5 separate regions of the Homo sapiens genome follow, and regions 2, 3, 4 and 5 are each linked to region 1. Evidence: chromatin contacts called from ENCODE Hi-C or POLR2A ChIA-PET data. All regions are on one chromosome and are shown on one strand. The core of a region is the stretch at or near the end of the contact, and the rest is flanking DNA. Distances in the headings are between cores, read along the strand shown.

Region 1 (4,460 bases), core at 944-3,443:
ATTCACACACCATATACTACTTGATTATGAAGCAACAAGAAACTAGCACAACACCTATTAAGTATTCCTGACCAAAAGATAAATAATCCAAATCTAGACCTACCTACTAACTGCAAGTTACTAGGGAAAATGGAGAGCAAGCAGTTAATAAGTCAAATCCAGAACGTAGGTGTTCTACAGGACCTGGGACGGCAGGGAAGATTAAAGTGGGAAGATTAAACTGGGAAGATTAAATCTTTAATTAAAGATTAACGATTGTTATAGAATCTTAAAAAACCAACTGCAGCCGGTGGCCTGTGCCTGTAGTCCCAGCTATTCCGGAGGGCTGAGGCAGGAGGATCCCTAGAGTCCAGGAGTTTCAGGCTGTAGTGTGCAATGATCACACCTGTGAATAGCCACTGCACTGCAGCCTGAGCACACAGTGAGACCTCATCTCTTTTTTTGAGACAGGCTCTCGCGCTGTCGCCTAAGCTAGAGTGCAGTAGCTCCATCCCGGCTTGCTGCAGCCTTTACCTCCTGGGATCAAGCAATCCTCCCACCTCAGTCTCTTGGGTAGCTGGGACTGGAAGCTCGCTCTATGACACTGATTTTTTTATTTTTTGCAGAGATGGGGCTCAGTTTGTTGCCTAGGCTGGTGTCGAACTCCGAGACTCAAGCAAACCTGCCCCCTTGGCCTCCCAAAGTGCTGGGATTAAAGGTGTGAGCCACTGGGCCTGGCCGAAATCCCATCTATTAAAAAAAAAATGTATGAGGAGAGAGAAGACTAAATCTAAACTGAGATACAGTAATACTTAACACCAAGAGGTTCCAAGTATCTTTGACAGATACTAGTTCCACGTGCCAACAGCACAGAGCTGCAGCATTTTCTCCGGGTGTTGCTTTTAAACTGTGGTTTTCGGCCGGGCACGGTGGCTCACGCCTGTAATCCCAACACTTTCGGAGGCCGAGGTGGGCGGATCACCTGAGGTCTGGAGTTCGAGAACAGCCTGGCCAACCTGGTGAAACCTCATCTCTAATAAAACACAAAATTAGCCAGGCGTGGTGGCGCACACCTGTAATCCCAGCGACCCGGGAGGCTGAGGCAGAAGAATCACTTGAACCCGTGAGGCAGAAGTTGCAGTGAGCCAAGATCGCGCCACTGCACGCCAGCCTGGGCAAAAAGAGCGAAACTCCACTCAAAAAAAACAAAAACAAAACAAAAACACAACCAAAAAAACCTGTGGTTTTCAAGCTTTAAGGTATACAAAAATCACTGGGAGGTGTGCTCATTAAAATATATTTCTCTGAGCCCCATCTCGATACTGTCTGTAGGTTTCAGTGTGGCCCCAAAACGAACATTTTTTCTTTTTTTTTTTTTGAGACGGAATCTCCCTCTGTAGCCCAAGCTGGAGTGCAGTGGCGCGATCTCGACTCACTGCAACCCCCGCCCACGGATTCAAGTGATTCTCCTGCCTCAGCCTCCCGAGTAGCTAGGATTACAGGCATGCGCCACCACACACATCTAATATTTTTGTATTTTTACTAGAGACGGGGTTTCACCAGGTTGGCCAGGTTGGTCTCGAACTCCTGTCCTCAGGTAGATCCACCCACCTCGGCCTCCTGAAGTGCTGGGATTACAGGCGTGAGCCACCGCGCCAAGCCAAAACAAGCATTTTCAAACAAGCACTCAAGTGCCTCTAAGGTAGACTGTCCGCAGACCTAAAAACTAACTTAAAAACTTAAGACACGTCAATGTCATTCTACCCGGTTCCCTCTCTCCCACCTCCTTTCTCCAAATTGCCTCAACAGTCCTCAAATGTTGTGTCCAGTTAAACTCAATCCAACTACGTCGACTTTAGGTTTGTCACCTGTTGGCCAAAGTTACTTCACGTCACCCCACCTCCACTTTTATCTTCCGCGAGCCCTCATCCCACAACTCTTCCCCTCCCCCCGAGCCCTTCTTCCGCCTGGCGCGGCCTTCCCCACGCCGCCCGACCCACCTCTCAAGCTCCTCCCGCCCGCTACCCGCACAACTGGCGGTACGGCCGCCTGCTCCTCACTCTCCAGCTCCCGCTCCCGGCACCCCGCCGACGAAGGCCAAGAGCCACACCTTACGGCAGCTCCATGAGTCGCTCCCCCGCCGAGCCCGGGTGGGGGGAGGGGTGGCAGTCACAGATCCTAGGGCCTCGGCAGCATTTTGAAATGGCGAGTAATGAAGCCGCAACTTCCGGCCTCCCACACGGCCTCACACGAGGGCTTCCGGTGAGGCCTCCGGAAACCATAGATGGAGCAATGGGAGGACTAGAGAGCTAGAAAGGCTGAGCTCACTACCATAGAGTAGATCCTAGTCCGGGGAGAGAGTCGTGGGGCCCGAACGGTTGAAAGTCGTCAGATTTGAAGAGATAATAAGTGAGGGACTTGCAGGGTCTTGTGATATTTACAGACGTGTATTAGGAGATCAGAAAACAGAGAAGAGGAAGAGCTAAGGTCATAATCACAGGCTGCCTTCAGCTCTTCGGAAAAACTACGCTTCCTCTGCCATTCCCCAGTCCTCACCCTTACTCCCCAAGGGTGGTAGGGAAGGGAAACGGAGCGATGGCGGCACTAGGGTGGCAAGGAAGCTTGAAGCCATGTCAAATAAATAGTTGAAAGCACCAGCCGCTGTGGCTCACGCCTGTAATCCCAGCACTTTGGGAGGCCTAAGGCAGGCGGATCACCTGAGGTCAGGAGTTCGAGACCAGTCTGACCAATATGGTGAAACCCTGTTTCTACTAAAAATACAAAATTAGTCGGGTGTGGTGGCGCATGCCTGTAATCCCAGCTACTCAGGAGAATCGTTTGAACTTGGGAGGCGGAGGTTGCAGTGAGCCGAGATAGCGCCATTCCAGCCTGGGCAACAAGAGCGAAACTCCTCAAAAAAAAAAAAAAAAAAGAAAAAGAAATAGTTGAAGGCTCAAGGGAGTTTTTAACCTGCATATAAACGAGGGAGGCCGGGCGCAGTGGCTCTCCCCTGTAATCCCAGCGCACTTTGGGAGGCCGAGGCGGGCGGATCACCTGAGGTCAGCAGTTCGAGACCATCCTGCCCAACATGGCGAAACCCCCGTTTCTACTAAAAATACAAAAAATTAGCGGGGCATGGTGGCGGTCACCTGTAATCCCAGCTACTTAGGAGGCCGAGGCAGGAGAATCGTTTGAACCCGGGTGGCGGAGGTTGCAGTGAGCCGAGATAGCGCCATTGCACTCCAGCCTGGGCGACAAGAGCGAAACTGCATCTCAAAAAAAAAAAAAAAAAAAAAGAGGGAAAGGGTTGAGCATAGAAATTGGAAGCTGTCTTCAAATAACTGAATAGTATAATATTGGAAATAACGGAGCCTTATTCTCTTCTCCAAAGTGCAGAACTAAAACCAATAGAAATTACAAGGCAGTATTTTTAAGCTCAGAAAATCCTCTAACATTTAGAGTTGTTCTGAAATAAATGAAATTAGGTATTTGGGGGAAGTAATGTCATTTGAAGACAGCCTGCCTGAGAGGTTTGTTGAAAGCTCTTCTATATTAGGAAACATTAAAACTGGCTGTGTAACCCAAGAAAGCTCCATCTCAGTGTTCTTTGCACCTGTCTTTTAGCATTTACCACGTATTTTTTTTTTAGTTATTTGTGTATATACCATTCTTATCTCTCCCAATAAGCAACAACAAAACCTGGCTCCCAATGCTAGATACAGACCCATGCAAAAGAACACAGGGCAGTAACCTTCCTTAAATTTGTACATTCCGCTTTGTTCTACTTCTAGCATAACCTCCTGCATAGCTGGGAGATCCAGGGTTCCATTAAGGAGCTGAAGAATTAACTTCTTTTTCATAGAAATCTGCAACCACCTCACTCACAAAAAAAAAAAAAAAAAGGTCAAGGGTGCTTTTTTAGGTGAACCACTGTCAACTATTTCCCCTGTCCTTTTGTGCAATTAGTATTTTTTAAAACTTTCAACAGGAATTTTTTTTTTGTAACTTTTAAATAGCATCTGGTTAGTTTGGATCCTTTCCTAATGTCTCCTGGAGCCTTGGAATATGATCTGTTCATGCAATTCAGTTTGTGTGAGATCAACAGGTATTTGTTGAGGCCAGGTGCAGTGGCTCACACCTGTAATCCCAACCCTTTGGGAGGCCAAGGTGGGAGGATCGTTTAAGCCCAGGAGTTCAAGACCAGCCTGGGCAAGAAAGCGAGAACACCATCTCTACAAAAAAAAAAAAAAAAAAAAAAAAAAAAAAATTAATTAGCTGAGCATCCTACTTGTGCCAAGCACCAATCTAGAGGATTCCAAAACAAGACCTGAAATCTGTCTAGTGGAGGAATCAGACTGTCCAGGTAAAAAGAATGTGGTAAGTGCAATGATTGATGAGCTGCAGTTAACCTCCTCTAGGTTAAGAGAGATAAGCCTTTTCAATTTGGGCAAAATATTGACCAACATCTTTAATTCGTCTTC
Region 2 (4,417 bases), core at 1,918-4,417, 1.1 Mb before region 1:
AAAGTGAAACCCAGAAAGGGTAAGTCGCAAGGATTTTCTCAGGAGGTTCAAGTTTTGAGTTTAGGGAGACCCAAAGGCTAGAACCCAGATATCCCAGATTTTTATTCTTTCTTCTCAGTCATGTTGCAATTTGCTCCACACTTGTCCCCACCTGGGGTTGTGGGTGCTGTCTTTGACTTAAAAGATATCTCTTCTTAATGTCACGTGCTACAGGATATTGCTTGAAAGACGTAACAGGCAACTGGATGGCTCCATGCTTGCTTAGTCAGTCAAAAATCCGTGAAACACTTCTTTAGGAAAAAGGGATAGTGACTGGGAGTAATGATGAAGCAGTGAAATAAAGAGAGGGAAGAGGAAGTTGCCTTGAGAAGTAATGATCATAACTAGGTGTTATTGGGATAGGAAATGTAATTAAATTAGGGGCAAGGGGTTGCAGAGCTGAGTTAACTGCAGTGATTAAGAAAAAAAATCTAGGCCAGGCCCGGTGGCTCACATCTGTAATCCCAACACTTTGGGAGGCCAAGGCAGGCGGATCACGAGGTTAGGAGTTTGAGACCAGCCTGGCCAACACGGTGAAACCCCGTCTCTACTAAAAATACCAAAATTAGCTGGGCGTGGTGGTGCACACTTATAGTCCCAGCTACTCAGGAGGCTGAGGCAGAAGAATCGCTTGAACCCGGGAAGCGGAGGTTGCAGTGAGCCGAGATTGTGCCACTGTAACTCTAGCATGGGTGACTGTGTGAGATTCTGTCTCAAAAAAAAAAACAAAAAACAAAAAACAAAAAACAAAATCTAGGGCAGGCCAGGTAGAAAATACATATTTAAACATTTTAAGCCAGGCGTGATGGGTCACGCCTGTAATCCCAGCACTTTGGGAGGCCGAGGCGGGCGGATCACCTGAGGTCAGGAGTTCGAGACCAGCCTGACCAACACGGAGAAACTCCATTTCTACTAAAAATACAAAAAAATTTAGCCGGGCATGGTGGCGCATGCCTGTAATCCCACCTACTTGGGAGGCTGAGGAAGGAGGCTCGCTTGAACCCGGGAGGCGGAGGTTGCGGTGAGCCGAGATTGCGCCATTGCACTCCAGCCTGGGCAAGAAGAGCGAAACTCTGTCTCAAAAAAATAAATAAACATTGTAATAAAATCTACAAATTTTCTTTGGGATGGCTCTGAGTAACTAAGGCTAAGATCAGGAATCCATCTATCTGGTGGGAAAGTGACCAAACAAGATAACGAAAAAGCAGTCTTTTTGGTTGACCAACGTAACTACCATGGAGTTTGCACAAACAGAACCATCTGTTGTGTGAGGAACCATGGAGAGAGATTGTGTATTTATAGAATCTTGAGTGGGAAAACCAGGCACATTAATTAACTTTTCCCCTCAAGTTCTCTAATTAGAAATCCACTTTTCTTCCTTTCTCTTCTGTCAATATGTACCGCCTTAAAAAAAAGTCAATTTAAAAGCAGACAGATTTGCTATGACTAATTTAAGAACTCCCAAAGCAGGCTGTTTTCCAAAAATACACTGCAATTGACAATGCCGTAAGCTCAGTCTAAAAGGGATATGACACAACTACTGGCCCTAAGGCCGAATCAGATGTTTACTGCCAGTTTGAACAGAGCAGCGTAGTGTGCAGATCTCCACAACCCTTAACTGTTCTTGGTAGGGGGCTTTAAAATGAAATCTTTTTATAAACAAATGTTTCCAATAGGTGTATCCTAAACAGCCTACCTTAATACTTTTTTTTTTCTTGGTTTCCAAGATGGAACTTGTTGCAAGGAAAATTTTATGTTAGGGGCCAAGACTGCTAGTGCTTTTCAGATACTGCATGTTCCTTATAAAACATGTCTTAATATGTTTGCATGCTTTGGTAAAACTAATTTTGGAAAGGTAACATCTTTTGGTAGAGTTGTTTTTACAGGAATAGCTACCTTTGTGGATTATAATTACTCTGTATTATGGAAGAGGAGGCTGGAAATCAAGGAAGTGATGATTCTCTTCCAAAAGCCTACAAAAGGATGACAGAATCACATTTCACTCAGTGAGTTCAATTAACTATACATTCAATTGTGGGGGCAAAAATAAATGACACCACGATTTACTGGGTATCTACTATGTGCTAGGTAATGCACTAAGTACATTATGCTCTATACTTCATTTAATCCTCTCAGCAATGCTGCTCATTATCGTCATTTTACATGAGGAAACTGAGGTCCAGAAAGGTTAAGCAACTCACTACAGGTCACACAGCTAGTAAATGGCCTCGAATAACCAGTAACTCAGACACTGACCTCTCTTTGGTTTCTTGTTAAACAAACACCTAATTTATTTCTTGGAGGTTTTGTTCAGCTGTCCTAATTTATGACTTTACATTCCTTCTGGTGCTAAACTGCTCAAGTAGCCTCTTGTATCAAGTGTGACCTGATTCCTTAAGAATTTTACTTAATGAGAACCTCTAAGCTAGAAACTCTTGCTAGGTGTTTCATGCACCTTATTTTCTTTAATCATTACAACAACTCTAAGATTGGGTTCTCTCCACCTTATAAATGATGACTGTTTTAGAGAGGTTAAGGTTGCTTAAAATTGGTGAGTTAGTGAGGGGTAGAGCCACGAATGGATTTCTGGTCGCTGCCTCCATCGTCAGGGCAAGCTTTTCCCACGACTCCAGCGCTTCCATTTGTCAGTCCCCAGGCTAGAAAGCCACAGTGCTAATTTAGTATTTATCAAGCGTTTGTAGTGTCCTGGGATCTGGCACTTCGATGAGAAAGCTGTGACGGCCCCAACTTCTAACAGCGAGTGGTAAGGAGGACGAGGGACACAGGAGGGAGGAGACTCTCCCCAAAGCTTAGCACCAACAGAAGTGGTCCCCCGCAGGTTGCTCTGCGAGCGCCACCTCTTCCCTCCAACCGAGGAGAAAGTGGCGCGCCTTTGAGGAGTCCGAGGTCCCGGCCCAGGCGGCAGCTTGGGTCCTGGCGGGTTCCGGACGGGCGCCTCAGGGACCTGGAAGCAACCGCACCGAACGCGACGGAGAGCGGCGAGACGACTCCAGGAGGCGCCCGAGCTACATCCCCCGGCCACACCAAACCCGGGTTTGCTGGCAGACGCGGCTCACGACACCCCTTAGGGTCGCAGCCCCTCCCCCGGAAGTGACGTGTAGCGACTACGGCGTCTGGGAGGGACCCAGGAGCAGTCGGGGGGTTTGAGAGTGGCGGCGGCCGCGGAGGGCCTGGCAGGCCCCGCCGCTGCAAGGAACGCCCCGAACGCGCGCGCCCGGCGTGTAGCGGCCCCAAGACCCGCGCCGCCGCTGCCGCGTGCGGGGGCGGGGAGGGCGGGGCGCCAGGAGCCGCGGCGGCGGGAGATGCGGGCGGCTGCGGGCACCCGGCGGGCTCGGCTTGGCCGCCGCCGCCTTCTACGGCTCCGCCGCGGGGGTCGCAGCGGCTGCCGCGCCGTCCTCGAGTTTCCAGCGTGAGGAGGAGGCTGAGGGCGGAGAGGCGCATCGTGTTCGAGGCGGAGACCGAGGGGGAGCCCCGCGCGCGGCGTCGGTGAGCGGTCAGCCCCGCGCGCCCCCTCGGGATCTCGCGGCCACAGCCCCACCGGCCGGGAGCGGGGGCGGGGGCCGAGGGGCGCGCGGCACAACAGGAAGTGGGGGCGGGGGCCGGGGCCGGGCGCGCGCGCTCCCCTTGGGTCCGCCCCCGGCCCGCCGGGCACCGCGGCGCACAGGTGGACGCCGCAGCGCACCGCTCAGCTCTCGTCGCCTCTTGGTCCCCCGAAGTCTCGTGGGCGAAAGGTGGCGGCGATTTTTTCGGCGTGGATGGGGAGGAGGGGAGCAATTCTCATTTTCTGTAGTGACAGGAAGTTGGAAAATGAAAGTACAGTAATTCAGTGCTTACCAAGGCCCGGTGAGGTTGCACCTCTTCCCCCAGACTTTGATCTCCTGTAGGGCACACGCGGCCGTCCGCGTTTCTTCCTCTCCCCTAGCTCGCTAGTCATCCGGTGTCGAGTTTCATTTCTTTTTCTCTTTCGCTCCAGCGGCCCCCCGCCCCTCTTTACTTTCCGCCTTGTGCACAGCTGCATCGAGGCTGGTAACTTCATTCCTGGGAAGATCAATTGGAAACATCTTTCGGGGCGGGATAGTAACTGGCCTTGGAAGGAAATAGGGATGTTGTTGACTGAAGTAGTCAAAAGTACACACTTCACTTTTTCTCCAGCTATTGCTATTTGAAATTTGGGGAATTTAAATAAAGATTCTGGAGTTCTATGCCTCATCAGAATGGTTTGTCCATCTCTTTGGTTGATAGATCAGATCCTCTGTCGTCTTTTCCCACCCCCTACACCCCCTGGCTTGGAAAACTTGGTGCTTCAATATTTAGGTTTGGCAGCGGTGTTTTCATTAAAATGTAGTATGATTCAATA
Region 3 (4,331 bases), core at 1,310-3,809, 1.2 Mb before region 1:
CCTCTTGCTGCTAGGGGCTGAAAGAGGCGCTGGTGTGGTGGGGGAGGCACGTGGGTGAGGGGGGGGAATGGAAACCGAGAAGAAAGTGTACTTGGTCTCCCCTAACCACAGCCGCTCCTGTTTGGGAATGAGAAAGCCCTTCCTCCACTGAGGAGGCGACCAAAGAAGTGGCCGCCAGGAACTTTCATATCCTGTATCTCAAACACACTCCACATCTATGAAGTTGGTGGTATTAATCTAAGTTTCTGTGCCTGTAAAATGGGTATACTAATTGTACCCACCTCATCGGATGGTTGGAAGATCAAGACGCACGGCAGAGTGCCTAGTATGTATTATAACCTCAATGTTGGCTGCTATTGTGCGTTTTCTTTTCTGTTTTGTGTGCGTGTTTGTGGTTTTTTGTTTGTTTGAGACAGAGTCACCCTGTTGCCCAGGGTGGAGTGCAGTGTGGCATGATCTCGGTTCACTGCAACCTTGACCTCCCGGTTTCAAGCAATTCTCATGCCTCAGCCTCCCGAGTAGCTGGGATTACAGGTATGTGCCGCTATGTCTGGGCCTGGCTAATTTTTGTATTTTTAGTAGAGACGGGGTTTCACCATTTTGGCCAGGCTGGTGTCAAACTTCTTGACCTCAGGTAATCTGCCTGCCTCGGCCTCCCAAAGTGCTGGGATTACAGGCGTGAGCCACCGTGCCCGGCCTGCTGTTGTTCATTGTGGATGAGGAAACTGAGGCATGGGAAGGTCAAGTTACAGGCTCATGCAATTATAATAAGTGGTGGAGCTGGCATGCAAACCCAGGTCAGGCAGACACCCAAACCCAGGTCAGCCTGCAGAGTCTGCCAGGGTTTGGGGACGTCAGGATTCAGAGGGTTGTGGTCCCTCGGGTGGAAGAGAGCTCCAGGTTGAAGAGCACTGCTGGTCCTGGTTTGGAGGGCATGCCCAGTGTGACCTTGGGTTGCAGCTGTTCTCAGAAACTAAGTGTGATTGGGAGGCCCAGGTGCCTGGAGTCAGAATGTGTGTCTGTATTGACTGTCACCATGGGATTGCCAGGTGACCCTTGGGAGAGTCCCCATGCTTCAGCCCTAGCTTAGGCTGTCCAGGACTGACTCTGGCCAAGGTGAGGGTCAGCCAGCCCCAGAATCCCTGTCACTGGGTAGGAGAGGGGAGGGGAGGGCAGTGCTGGCTCCAGGGACTGCCCCTCTGTCCCTTCCCCTCCCCTTCCCCCAATCTCCTCTGGCATTTGTTTCCTTTCCAAAGCTGGACTGGAGCTCTCAGACAGGGCAACAAAAGCCACTCTCCACCGCGCCACAGCCACCTGTTGGGTTTTCACACATTGGGGGTGAGTGGGGGGAGGGAGCCATTGCCCTTTTCCCAGTGTCTGTGGTGTGCCCCCTCTGCCCCCCTAGGGCCTGGGATTCTCTTTGCTGCCCGAAGTGACGGGCTCAGGAGCCGGAGGGGGTGGGGGCCAGCAGCAGCTGGAAGGGGAATTGAGTGGGAAGGGGCCGGCGCTGGCAGCCGGAGAGAGTTTGATGGATTACTCTGCAGGCCGAGAGGTTTCTCCCTAATCCCCCTTTGTGTCCCGGCCTGCAGCCCCCTCACCCTCTCTGACAAGCTGCTAAGCAGAAGGCTTCCAGTAACGGTGAAGAAAAGGCAGCTCAGCAGGGCGAACTCTAAATCCCTGGCCTCCAGGCCCTGGGGGAGGCAGGCACCAGGGAGCAAGTCCGGGATGGGGCTGGGGTCCCCCGTCCCACTGCCGGCCCTTATTCTTTCTTAGGAGTCCCTGAGGTGGGGGGGCTTCATTCTGAGTGGGGTCCTCAGGTTCCCCTGGGAGCCCTGTGAAGTCGTGGGCCTCCGCTTTTTCTGCAAATCACTGTTTTTTTCTAGGGCAAGACTGGGGAAAGCAGAGACCCTCACTGCTTTGGAAATATTTGGCCCCAGAGAATCAAAGACTGAGTGGGTTGGGAGTCACCAAAGCCGTGGTTGTCTAATGCCGTGTCCCTCCCACCATCTCCCCAGCAGCCCAAGCACATGGCACCCCTCACAAAGGGGATCTGTCATGATGGGGAGCGCATTGTCTCACAAGAATGCTCATTTCCAGGTCTCCTGGCTAGTGCAGGCTCTTTCTGGGGTGTCCCCAAGGCTCCCGTGGAGCTGCCGTGAGGGTGGGGCTCGTGGGGAGTGCAGTCAGTGTGCCAGGTTTCATTAGGTAAGGTGACAGCATTGGTCCCTTGGGACTGGGGCGAGGAGGGGGTGGGTAATGGGGAGGAGGGCTGGGGAACCCCCAGACCTGAGAGGTCCACTCCCTGCCCCCAACCTAGAGGACCCTGGAGAGCTCAGTTTGGAGCAAGGTGCTGGGGTTGCCCCTTCTCTGCCATCTCACTGACCTGGGGCAGGGCAGCCTTGGTGGGGTGTGTGTCCGGGAGGTTGGCCCAGGGTGACCCCACCCGCTTTCCTCAGCTGAGTCATTATTCCTCGTGCCTCACCAGCCCCCGATTTCCCCTTCTGTGGGGAGGGCTGCGGGGTGGCTGTGAAGGGGAGAGGAGCCGCTTCTGAGGAGCCTGGGAGAAAGCAGAGCGTCTTTGTGAGTGTGCAGGGAACACGCAGGGTCGCTGAGCCTGCGGGGTCAGGGTGGGGGCTACAGCCGTTTGATGTGCCTGGGTGGGGTTTGACGCTGGCCTGCATAAAGAAGCCTTAGAATTGCTGCATGACACAGGCCCGGGGTGGGGGCTGCCCCCAGCCTGGGCTTCCACGGGCCTCTGTCTGTCAGTAGAGGGAATCTGCTCCCCCAGCTCCACCTCAGCCATGCGGGGTGGCAGAAGCCCCTTTGAAAGCCCTCAAAGACCTCTTTATACATCCCCCTCTGACCCTCCCTTCCCTTAGGGAGCTACCAGGGAGTGGGCTCGGGTCAGCTTTCCTCCTTCTCTGCCACTCTGTCTTCTGTATTTTGGACAAAGTTCAGGCCAAGTTTGTTCCTGTTGCTCAGTTTCATTTCCCCCAAAACTCCCTTTTTGGGGTCTGGTCTGAAGTGGGGGCTTTCCAGTCCAGGAGGGTTTATCTGAGCCACTCACCACCTTTGAGCCCATAGGAGCTGCTCCCTCTGGAGTTGGGCCTGCAAAGTCCTCGGTGTGTGGCGAGCACGTGGGAGGAGGAGGACTTAAGCCCTCACCCTTGCTTCTACTGCCACCCCTTGCTCTTAGCCATTCATTCATTAGGTAAACATTTCCCGGCCCCTTTTCTTGCTGGGGTGGGAGCCAGCCCTGGGGGTGTCACATATTGGGATGCATAGGGGCATGTATCTCCCAGTACCTGGAGGGGTGCAGCGGGGATCCAGGTTCACTGACCTTGCCCACGGCCCTTGGTCTCTCTGGGTTTTGATTCTTTTCCCCCAAGGATGAGGAAGGATGACCTGGGGCAGAGCTCCAGAAAGGTTCCCAGAGGCCTTAGGTTTCCTCCAGCTTTCTTGCTGTCTTGGCATTGCTGGGCCCAGAGAGGAGGGGAGATGTTTGGAACTTGAGAGGGACTTGTCCTAGAAGGCTGCCTGTTCCTTGCGTTTCTGAGAGGTCAGCCCCTCTACTTCCTTCCTCTTCCTGCCCACTCCTTGCCAGGTGAACGCTCTGAGGCTGGCTCTTCTGGTTGATCTTGTCTTTGCCAAAGTGTTCCAGGAGCAGTAGGGCAGGAGGATTTTAGAAGCATCTCCAAGACTGGAGGGTGTAAGGGAGAATTGGACCCTGTCCCCAGGAGGACAGGGGAGTTCCGCAGACTTGGGGCAGGAGGCGGGGTTCCAACACTGATCTGTCACTTGCAAGCTTTGGCAAGAAGCTTGCCCTGAGGCTGCTGATGGGAGTGGTGGCCAGAAAAGTGGTACTGAAAGACTTCTTGTTCTCTGACCTCCCTGAGCCTGACAACTGAGAAAGGCTGGGCTCCTCCGTTTGTGCTCCAGGGAAGGCGGCCCTGGAGCGGGGATGGCGAGCAGCTGGACTTAGTGCTCAGGAGTCCTCTGTGGTCTCCTTAGCCCGAGGACCCTGGAGGAGGGATGAAATGACAGGGACTGGGGCACTGGAAAGCATGCAAGGATAAGAAAAGGGGGCTTTGGAGGGTAGTGTGTGCTTATGGGCTTGGAACTTCTCAGGCAATTCCGGGCTGGGAAGAGTAAAGTCTGGGGGTATCAAGAGGACTCTGGACCCGCTGGGCAGAGTAGAACTCAAACAAGGGAGGACGGACTCTGCCACCAAAGAATACAGGGGTGCTTGAAGCCTGCACCCTTCCTAGTCAAATCCTTTCCCCACCTGGCCCAACCCCAAGTTACCAGGTAAAGAATCTCTGGGTGGGGAT
Region 4 (4,849 bases), core at 737-3,236, 1.2 Mb after region 1:
CCTGGATATCTTTGAATTTCATCCTAGGAAACAGTCAGTGCTCCATTTTCTTTCCCCCAGGGAGTTGTCACAGGAGAAGCCTATTGGTCAAGCAGTAATTATGACAGAGATTATTTTCCTTTTGTGAAAACAAGAGAAGCCACTGAGACCTAAGCCTCCACCCTGAGCAGGCTCCAGTAAGGAAGTGGGTCACAATGAACACAAGGAGTTCCTGTGTTTTGTACCAGGGCTGGGAAGTCAGCAGCTGAAATTCCTGATTAGGGTGAAGCAACCCATCTGGCTGGCCAGTCTGTATTGAACTGGGATTTCTCCAATTGGAGTGAGACAAAGGGTAAAAGAGAGGCTTCCCTAAAGCATCTAGACTATCTAGTCTCCTCAGTCCCTCTTGCTTCAGCTTCATGTCCAGGTACTGTGTTAGATGCAGATGCTGTGTGAATGTTGGGCAACATCAGAGGTGATCTCTAGGACCTTATATTTAAATTGAAATATGACATATACACAAAAAAGAAACCCATGGAAGACACACAGTGGGAGGGAGCAGTGGCTTCTTGCTGTAAGAACTCAGCAGGTTTTTAAAACATCACCTAACATTAGGATGAATGGCAATGATTTCACAGAGGAGAGGTGATCTGAGCTTGGGCATAAGAGATGTGTAAGACTGGGATGTCAGACTGCTTATCTTATGTAGGCTATCTGCAAAGTGAACTGTGGCTTTGTGTAAAAGTTCCTAGAATCCAGAAGACAAGAGCACTAAGCGTGACAAGAAGAAACATAAGAAACCCTGGGTTGTTTGCTATAATTTTTCTTGTTTATTCAGTCAGTCTTGGATTCAAGCCTGACTGCCAGTTACTAGCACTGTGCCCATAGGTAATTTTGCTTAACCTTCTGAGCCTGTTTCTTCCTCTACAGTCTAAGGGTAATAATGTCAATGCTATAGAACTGCTCTGAGGAGGCCAGGCATGGTGGTTCAAGCCTGTAATCCCAGCACTTTGGGAGGCCGAGGCAGGTGGATAGCGTGAACTCAGGAGTTTAAGACCAGCCTGGGCAACATGGTAAAATCCTGTCTCTATAAAGAATATGAAGATTAGCTGGGTGTGGTGGTGCACGCCTGTAGTCCCAGCTACTCCGGGGGCTGAGGCAAGAGGATTGCTTGAACCCGGGAATTTGAGGGTGCAGTGAGCCAAGATGGTGCCACTGTACTCCAGCTTGGGTGACAGAGTGAGACCTTGTCAAGGAAAGAGAAAAGAGAGGAGAGGAGAGGAGAGGGGAGGAGGGAAGGGAGGGGAGAGGAGGGGAGAAGTGGGAGAAGAGGGGAGAAGAAGAGGGGAAGGGAGGAGAGAGGAGGGGAGGGAAGGGGATGAGGGAGGGAAGGAAAGAAGGGAAGGATCACACATACATAGACAAGTGTATCATTTCAACTGGATTGGAAAAACTGCAACAAACCAAAAATACTGTCCTGCCTTCTTGGGAAGAGTGGCCAGGGGGAAACCCGTGACAGTGTCTCTGCACCAAGCTGGCTGGATTTGGGGACCTTGGTGAAGGTGGGGAATGTGTAGCTGTTTCAGGTCTCAGGTAAGGAAATGGAGGCTTTGCCAAGGTCTCGCTCTCCACTCCTGGCCTTTGCCTGGGGAGGCAGTGCCATCCATTTCATGGCAGGTAGACAGTGGAGGTAGACCCAGTACTACCTGGGCTTCTCATGTAGAGATTAGAGTCCAGGGAGGCCTGAGGTCATTGGGGTGACCTGACCCCACCCTTTCCCCCCTGGAAAGAATGGAGGTTGGGAGCTTATGAAATGACCTCTTCCAGCCTGACCGAACAGAAGTGTCTGCCCTGCTCAGGAGGCCTTCTTCCTCCCTCGTCCCCTAACTGTTTACATGCTCTCAGAAAGGCAGGTGTCAGGAGGCAGCTGCTGCTTGTGGTTAGCTCCCCCTAGATACAGGAGCGCCAGCCTTCCCCACACCCACTGCCATTGGCTAACAGGAAACCAAAACAGACTCCCTCTCTCCACCCTCAGCCACCCCAGCCAGTAAATAGAGAGTACAGGAAACACCTGGAGGAGCAGGCAGCTGGCAAGGGAACATTCTGCCCACGAAGAAAGGGTTTGCAAGGGAGTAGCTAGGCTGGGGAGGAGCTGGGGGAGGGGGGTCAGGGGCTTAATTGCACTTCTCATGGCACCCACCAGCTGCTGGGAACTAACAGCTGAGTTGCTGAAATGCACCATCCTCCTCTCAGTCCCCCACTAACACATACACAGTAAAGGGATCATCCCTGTCTAGCACCAGCTTGCCTTGAGTGAGAACAAGAGCAATCATACAGGAAAGACTCCTCAGAAGGCTTTGCCTCCTTAGCCTCAGCCAGAGCTTCTGAACCTCTGTGGACCATGTAAAAGTAAACCCGTGGTTCAGGCATGAAGACTGAATCATCAGTCTTCATCAGCCCACGTGATGTAAAAGCCCGCCCATGTAATGTGAAAGCTCATTCCAAAGATAAGTCTTCAGTTATTTCCAAACTTACCTAGATCTCCATCTGTGTCTGCCTATTTACTGCTTATGATTTCAAGTTGTTGAGGTTCAGGGTAGAACTGACTTCACCAACATCAAATGAAGCCCTGCCATCAGCATCCAGCATCCACCCAAGAACGTGTTCACTGGTGTGTAGACTTTGTGCCGGGAACCATGTATGCAGGCTGGCTTAGCTTACAGAGCTCCTTCACTCCCTCTTAGGAGACTCCCAAATAGAGCACTTTTCCTTTTAGGTTTAGAGTGGGAGGATGGAGGGGTGGTGAGGAGGGGACACTTGCCCCACAGCTACCTGAGGACCACACTGTAGTTTGTTCAACCCGTATCTGTCATCCAATGGTCAGTGTACTTAGGCCTGCTCCGTGCAGAATGGTAGACAAGCACATGGAGGTGAAAAAGGAAATAGAAATGATTCCTGCCATGGAGGTGTGAGTGACGACAGTTGGAGAGGGGAGAAGGGCTTGCAGAGCCACCAGACGTCAACTCAAAGCAATGTGCTGCCGGGCCCGGTGGCTCACGCCTGTAATCCCAGCACTTTGGGAGGCCGAGGCCAGCAGATCACTTGAGGTCAGGAGTTTGAGACCAACCTGGCCATTGTGTTGAAGCTCTGTCTCTACTAAAAATACAAAAGTTAGCCCGGTGTGATGGCACGTGCCTGTAATCCCAGCTACTTGGGAGGCTGAGGCAGGAGAATGGCTTGAACTGGGGAGGCAGAGGTTGCAGTGAACCAAGATCACACCACTGCACTCCAGCCTGGGTGAAGGAGCGAGACTCCATCACACACAGACACCCACACACACACACACACAGAGCAATGTGCTGACTGTGTTTGCTATAAAAGTGTGAACAGTAATAAACTATGTGTATACATCCTTAAGGAGTTCTGAAGTAAGAAATATGTCATAAAGATGTGAGCAGTTTTAAACCATATGCATGAATGCTGGAAACCCCTGAGGTAAGAATGTATATAGAGGACAAGTGGAATTATTCAGGGAAGGCATCCTGAAGAGGCAGTGGTAAGGGAAAACAGCATTGATGCTGGAGACAGGCGCACATAGGTTTTAAACCCATTTCCACCACTGCCCTCTTCTAGTTACTGGTGCCTTGCTTTCTTCATCCGTGAATCTGAGGTCATAAGATCTCAGAGACTGCATTCAAAAAAACAGTAGAGATACTGTGTGTAAAATACCAGGCGGAGTCCCTGGCAATAGTGAGTGTTCAGCACACAGTAGGTGCTCACATCCTAGAAGAAAGTGATTTGTGCCACATCAATTGGCAGAGTACAGAAACTTGCAGATGTCAGCAGAGCTGCAAGGAAAGGTGAGCAGGAGAGAATTCGGTGAGGGGCTCTGGCCTGGTTGGGCTACTGCACAAGGAGTTTGGGGTTGGAAAGACTGAGAGAGCCTGGGATTCCCATCTTAGGAATACAGAATGGCAAAGAAAGTCTGCAGGAAGGGAATGGCATGATGAAAATAGAGTTTGCATGCTCGCTTCGGCAGCACATATACTAAAATTGGAACGATACGGAGATTAGCATGGCTCCTGCGCAAGGATGACACACAAATTTGTGAAGCATTCCGTATTTTTATAAATAAAAAAATTGGGAAAAAAAAAAGAAAATAGAGTTTGCGTTGTGCTAGGATGATGGTCAGTCCGGTGGTAGGGCAGGGAGGGCAGGAGGCTGTTGTATGAATGTTACGAGGACAAGACCTGGGTTATGTGCCGGCAGGAAATAGAGCAGAAGAAATAGGTTGTTTTTTTTTTCCTGTTCCATATGGAAACAAAAATAGAATGGTAAGAGATAATTTAGCACAGGTGACTCATTTTACAGATAGGAAAACTGAGGCTCATGAAGGAGAAAAGGTGGTGCAAGGCTGCAGCCATTGTGGATTTTTCACAAGATGATTTATAAACTAAACACTTTCCAAAAAGAAAGAAAGAAAGAAAGAAGAAGAAGAAGAAGAAGAAGAAGAAGAAGAAGAAGAAGAAGAAGAAGAAGAAGAAGAAGAAGAAGAAGAAGAAGAAGGAGGAGAGGAAGGAAGGAAGGAAGGAAGGAAGGAAGGAAGGAAGGAAGGAAGGAAGGGAAAGAAAGAAAGAAAGGAAGGAAGGAAGGAAGGAAGGAAGGAAGGAAGGAAGGAAGGAAGGAAAGAAAAAGAAAGAAAGAGAAGGAAAGGAAGAAAGAAAGGAAGAAGGAAGACAAAAACTGAGGCTCAGAGTGGAGAAGGGACTTGTTCAAGATATCGAAGACTTCTATTACAAGTTACTGTCAGCCCTGAAGCTAGGCCCCCTATTTCCTAACAACTCCTACCCCAGTGCCATTTCTGTGAGCC
Region 5 (4,274 bases), core at 426-2,925, 1.5 Mb after region 1:
TCCAGAACTCTACTAACACGTACTAATCTCTTTCCCTCTCGAATTCAGACAAAAGAAAAAAGAAAGCCCAGGTGTATTAAATCCCGGCCCACTACCAAGGTTCTTAGGGAGAGCCAAGTTTTCTTTAAACTCTCCTGGTATCACGTCTTATATCTCCTCCTGTGCTACTGGGAAAGTAACATCTTCAATTTGTCACCACAGGCAGGTCTAATAAACCAAAAGAGAACAAGCTCCATACCTTTGTGTCTCTTGCTTTTCTTTTTTCTGGAGACAGTTCTCTCATGGATGCTTTCCTCCTGGGCATCCATCTCATCACTGCTGTCGATGATGTCACAGGGCTCACCAGCCCCAGAAAGAGCTTCCTCTGCAGGAACCTGAGAGGCTTCCAAGCCACAAAGAGATTTTACTAGAAGAAAATAAAAGGAGAATGAGATGGCACACAGCTCCACCCAGAAATACAAACAACTTAGCCAAGGTATCAGCATCCATTCAGGAAAGGGGGGAAAAAAAACATCGTTGAGAGAGAAAGGTGAGAATCTGTCACCAAAAAAAATAAAGATTTTAGTATTTTAAATACAAAAAAAAAAAAAAAAAAGGAAAGCAATGGGCAAACTGACTCCAAAGTTGCAGAAACTCCTTTTTTCAGCCCTGAAGAAAAAAGGTGTGTACAATTTTTCCACTATAAACCCTGCAGGATAAAAGCTGATTTGTATTCTCATAAGGTCTACAGAGAAATGTTTGAGACAAATTGAATCCAATTTAATCCTGGTCCTGAGCTGGAGGCAGTAGGTGTCATAAAACACAAGTCTCAGACCCATGAGTAAACAGACTGAAAGCAAGAGAAACACCAGAAAAGGAAAAGAACACTCCAAGGTTATTAAACAAGGAAGCAAACTGCAGAGTAAAACATGTGAACTACAGCAAAGAGATTAATAACCAAGAAGAATGCAGTGGAAACTAAAAAGTATGCAAACATGTTTTTAAATGCAAAGAAAGAAAGAAAATATTTCTGCTACAGAAACTGCTACTCTTGACTAATCCTCCTCCACCCCAATATGTAAGTTAACACTAACGAAAGCAAACACGGTTACAGGAAGACGACTAAAGGACTGCAAGAAAAACAGAAATAAAATACCTAGTTCTGTCTTCGCGGCATGAGTCTTTAAAGGCTCGCGCAAAGCTTACCTTCCTGCTGAACAGCGTTGGCTACGGCTTTCTTGACTCGTCCAGACCTCACGACCGCCGGATCCGAGTTGGCGTAATCCGCCACGGTCACTGCAACACAGCACCAACCCTCAAGGAAGAGGCCTTCTCTCGTCAGCGTCTTCCCCGCCAACACCTCCTCCTCGCTGCAGGCCCCCGGACCGAGCCGCCCTCCAGCCGCGGGCACGCGAGCGCTCACCTCGGCACGGTCCAGCCCCCTCCCAGCCGCCAGCCCCCAAAATGTTTCAGCGCCCCTGCCCCCCTCGCCCACCTCGGCCGGAGCAGGCGTCGTGGGCCCGGAACTTGAGTCGCTTTCCTCTCTTGGGCATGGCGACCGTATCGGGGCGAGGCCTGCCTAGCGGGCCGGGCCCCCGGGCCATGTCTCCGGCCGGAGAGCCGGCCCCGGGAGCCGCAAGCCAGCTCCGCCCGGCTCCGCGGCCATCCCACACCGGAGGCCGCTAACTCTCGCGAGAACATAGGTCCGGGTTCCGAGTCGCGTTGTCGGACGACGCCTCTCCACGCGAACCAATCATCGCCAGGTGCAAGGATACGTCATCATCCGGCACCCGCGAATCAAGCTGGGTCCGGGTTCCAGGTGGAGAGAGAGCTGTTGTACTGGGTGGTGTCGCGTATCGCCGTACCTCGTGTGAGATGAATGGTGTCTCAGAACCATAGCCCACACCTGTGTTGATTAGAATTGAGAGTTTACATCCTGGTCTCCGGGATTCTTCTTAGTAACTCCTCTGTCCACACTCCAGGTCCACTTCAGCACCAAAATGCATATACACTGTCATCTTCGTGCTCTATCTCGGACCACAGAGACTGAGCGCCTGCTAGTCTAACATAGGTCTGTAAGAGTCTTCACTCTATTTTACGAAAGCTATAAATAAATTTCTGAATTCTCAAAATAGGAGAAGGAGTTCTTAAAAGCTTCCAATCGGCCGGGCGCGGTGGCTCACGCCCCTAATCCCAGTACTTTGGAAGGCCGAGGCGGGCGGATCACGAGGTCAGGAGATCGAGACCATCCTGGCTAACACGGTGAAACCCCGTCTCTACTAAAAATACAAAATATTAGCCGGGCGTGGTGGCGGGCGCCTGTAGTCCCAGCTACTCGGGAGGCTGAGGCGGAAGAATGGCATGAACCCGGGAGGCGGAGCTTGCAGTGAGCTGAGATCGGGTCACTGCACTCCAGCCTGGGCGACAGAGCAAGACTCCGTCTCAAAAAAAAAAAAGTTTCCAATCTATCACCATATAAGGTTAGCCGAGAGAAAGGACGAAAGAGAGACCCAAGGTCAGCCGAGGAAGTTTATTAACCTGACGGCTGCTCCACCACAGACAGAGGAGGCACCCCTGAGCTTACAAAATGAGGGGTTTATATGGGGGAGAGAGACCCTGGGGTTGTTTGCTGGTTAATTTTGCCACATATTAGCTTGTGACGTTTATTACAGGAGGGTGTAGGTAAAGTTTGTTTATGCTTCCCATCACCTTCCCCTGTGCGGTCCGGATGATTTGTAATTGGGGTTTGTTTATTGCAGCAAGGTCTGATAAGTGAAGTCTGCTGGCTTCATAAGGACTTAGAAGTGTAAAGAGGCTTGGGGGAAGGAGAAGAGTTGCAGAGCATTAGGGGGAGGAGTGAGCAGCACGGAGAGGTTTGGGGGAAGTGTCGGCAGTACCAAGAAGCTTTTTGGGGCAGTTTGTTCCTAACACACCATACCTCCAAAAAACTACTAGAAGCATCCATGAAAAACTATCGCAGAGGCAGGAAGGTCACTTGAGTCCAGGAGGTCAAGGCTGCAGTGGGCCATGATTGCGCCACTGCACTCCAGCCTGGGCTACAGAGCGATACCCTGCCTCAAAAAAAAAAAAAGGAGAAAAAGAAAAAATAACGTCTTTCCTTTGTATTGAGACAGAAGCGAGTCACTGAGTGAAGATTACAGAACTGTAAGGGAGCAGGACCCTGGGCTAGTATTATCAGGCCTCTGAGCCCAAGCCACGCCACCGCATCCCTGGTGACTTGCACGTGTACGCCCAGATGGCCTGAAGTAACTGAAGAATCACAAAAGTGAAAATGCCCTGCCCCGCCTTAACTGATGACATTCCACCACAAAAGAAGTGAAAATGGCCAGTCCTTCCTTAAGTGATGACATTACCTTGTGAAAGTCCTTTTCCTGGCTCAAAAAGCTCCCCCACTGAGCACCTTGCGACCCCCACTCCTGCCCACCAGAGAACAAATCCCCTTTGACTGCAATTTTCCTTTATCTACCCAAATCCTATAAAACGGCCCCACCCTTATCTCCCTTCACTGACTCTCTTTTCCGACTCAGCCCGCCTGCACCCAGGTGATTAAGAGCTTTATTGCTCACACAAAGCCTGTTTGGTGGTCTCTTCACACAGACGCGCATGAAAAGTAAATAAATAAATAAATTAAAAAAAAAAGAAAAGTATCACCGCGACACATAAGAAGTTATTTGGTTTCCTAAGTTATTCTCCTTTATCCTTCTAACTTCCTTGCAGCTCCTAAAAGGTGATAATCCCTGGCTTGGGAAACTTAGGACCCAGGCATCCAATCCGCTGGATCTACCAGAGAGTATCTTATTTTCAGTCTAACGAGCTGGCACCAAGTTTGTTAGGAGAAAAACCTCAGGCCTTTTACTAACATTATGTAACAGACTACCACCAGGGATCTTGCTAATAGGCTTGAATCAATTAGGAATTAAAATTGAAGCTGAAGAGAATTGATTACAATTATGAAATATTCAAATTTAATTTATCTAAAGTTACAACATGAAACAAATGTCTAATAAGCTGTTAACAAAAGAAAATTCTTTCAAATAAGGTTTCTATTTATATGTAATTCATGTTTGTAGTCCAGTTCAAAATGCAGATGGTAAGTGCTGAGGCTTCTCATTTCACAACGTTATCAATAAAAAATTCATGGCCGGGTATGGTGGCTCACGCTTGTAATCCCAGCACCTAGGGAGGTGGAGGCGGGAGAATACTTGAGCTCAGGAGTTTGAGACCTGCCTGGGCAACAAGACCCCATTCTCCACAAAAAGGTAAAAAAAAAAAAA

What was found. A loop is a pair of places that touch in the nucleus more often than their neighbours do. ChIA-PET counts read pairs that join two places held with the same protein, here RNA polymerase II (POLR2A). Pooled maps may share reads with other maps.
Region 2: a map of naive thymus-derived CD4-positive, alpha-beta T cell shows a loop between it and region 1 (5-fold over the local background). The contact joins the promoter of ELK4 here to the promoter of MDM4 in region 1. A Hi-C loop is called at or near these places in 1 of 168 maps with a recorded cell type or tissue (naive thymus-derived CD4-positive, alpha-beta T cell), 3 of 37 single-sample maps with no recorded cell type and 11 of 50 pooled maps. POLR2A ChIA-PET finds 5 or more read pairs at or near these places in 1 of 52 experiments (CD8-positive, alpha-beta memory T cell).
Region 3: a pooled map shows a loop between it and region 1 (2.9-fold over the local background). The contact joins the enhancer-like site here to the promoter of MDM4 in region 1. A Hi-C loop is called at or near these places in 1 of 50 pooled maps. POLR2A ChIA-PET finds 5 or more read pairs at or near these places in 2 of 52 experiments (AG04450 and activated B cell).
Region 4: a loop to region 1 is called in a map of CD8-positive, alpha-beta T cell, with 3 times the contacts of the local background. The contact joins the enhancer-like site here to the promoter of MDM4 in region 1. A Hi-C loop is called at or near these places in 2 of 168 maps with a recorded cell type or tissue (CD8-positive, alpha-beta T cell and naive thymus-derived CD4-positive, alpha-beta T cell), 16 of 37 single-sample maps with no recorded cell type and 9 of 50 pooled maps. POLR2A ChIA-PET finds 5 or more read pairs at or near these places in 3 of 52 experiments (CD4-positive, alpha-beta T cell, MCF 10A and OCI-LY7).
Region 5: a loop to region 1 is called in a pooled map, with 8 times the contacts of the local background. The contact joins the promoter of TMEM183A here to the promoter of MDM4 in region 1. A Hi-C loop is called at or near these places in 1 of 37 single-sample maps with no recorded cell type and 10 of 50 pooled maps. POLR2A ChIA-PET finds 5 or more read pairs at or near these places in 1 of 52 experiments (PC-9).

Annotation. Positions count from the first base shown.
Region 1 is chr1:204,514,139-204,518,598 of GRCh38, reverse strand. MDM4 (MDM4 regulator of p53) reads right to left here and starts at 2,193. Exons shown (of 11, transcript NM_002393.5): 1 at 2,090-2,193. RefSeq lists enhancers at 1,921-2,200, 2,231-2,310, 2,321-2,450, 1,889-2,799, 1,740-2,939 and 1 more.
Region 2 is chr1:205,630,761-205,635,177 of GRCh38, reverse strand. ELK4 (ETS transcription factor ELK4) reads left to right here and starts at 3,167. Exons shown (of 5, transcript NM_001973.4): 1 at 3,167-3,546. RefSeq lists enhancers at 2,780-3,089, 3,700-4,119 and silencers at 3,260-3,409, 3,500-3,689.
Region 3 is chr1:205,667,944-205,672,274 of GRCh38, reverse strand. The region is part of intron 1 of SLC45A3 (solute carrier family 45 member 3); the gene reads left to right. Among named protein-coding and RNA genes, the nearest start is that of SLC45A3, 10 kb to the left of the region's middle. RefSeq lists enhancers at 1,697-2,258, 2,929-3,008, 3,019-3,098. Within about 2 kb of position 2,559, at least 7 of the 41 ENCODE cell types and tissues checked have a DNase peak (open chromatin) inside an H3K27ac peak, as active enhancers do.
Region 4 is chr1:203,318,253-203,323,101 of GRCh38, reverse strand. It overlaps the pseudogene RNU6-487P. Among named protein-coding and RNA genes, the nearest start is that of BTG2, 15 kb to the right of the region's middle. Within about 2 kb of position 1,986, at least 24 of the 41 ENCODE cell types and tissues checked have a DNase peak (open chromatin) inside an H3K27ac peak, as active enhancers do; they include CD4-positive, alpha-beta T cell, CD8-positive, alpha-beta T cell and OCI-LY7, where a contact is called at or near this core.
Region 5 is chr1:203,004,775-203,009,048 of GRCh38, reverse strand. It overlaps TMEM183A (transmembrane protein 183A), which reads right to left and starts at 1,675. Exons shown (of 8, transcript NM_138391.6): 1 at 1,475-1,675; 2 at 1,186-1,275; 3 at 239-406. The coding sequence starts at 1,583. It also overlaps the pseudogene MGAT4FP. RefSeq lists enhancers at 776-1,548, 1,549-2,323, 2,327-2,456, 3,098-3,872, a silencer at 1,367-1,616 and a cis regulatory region at 2,997-3,346.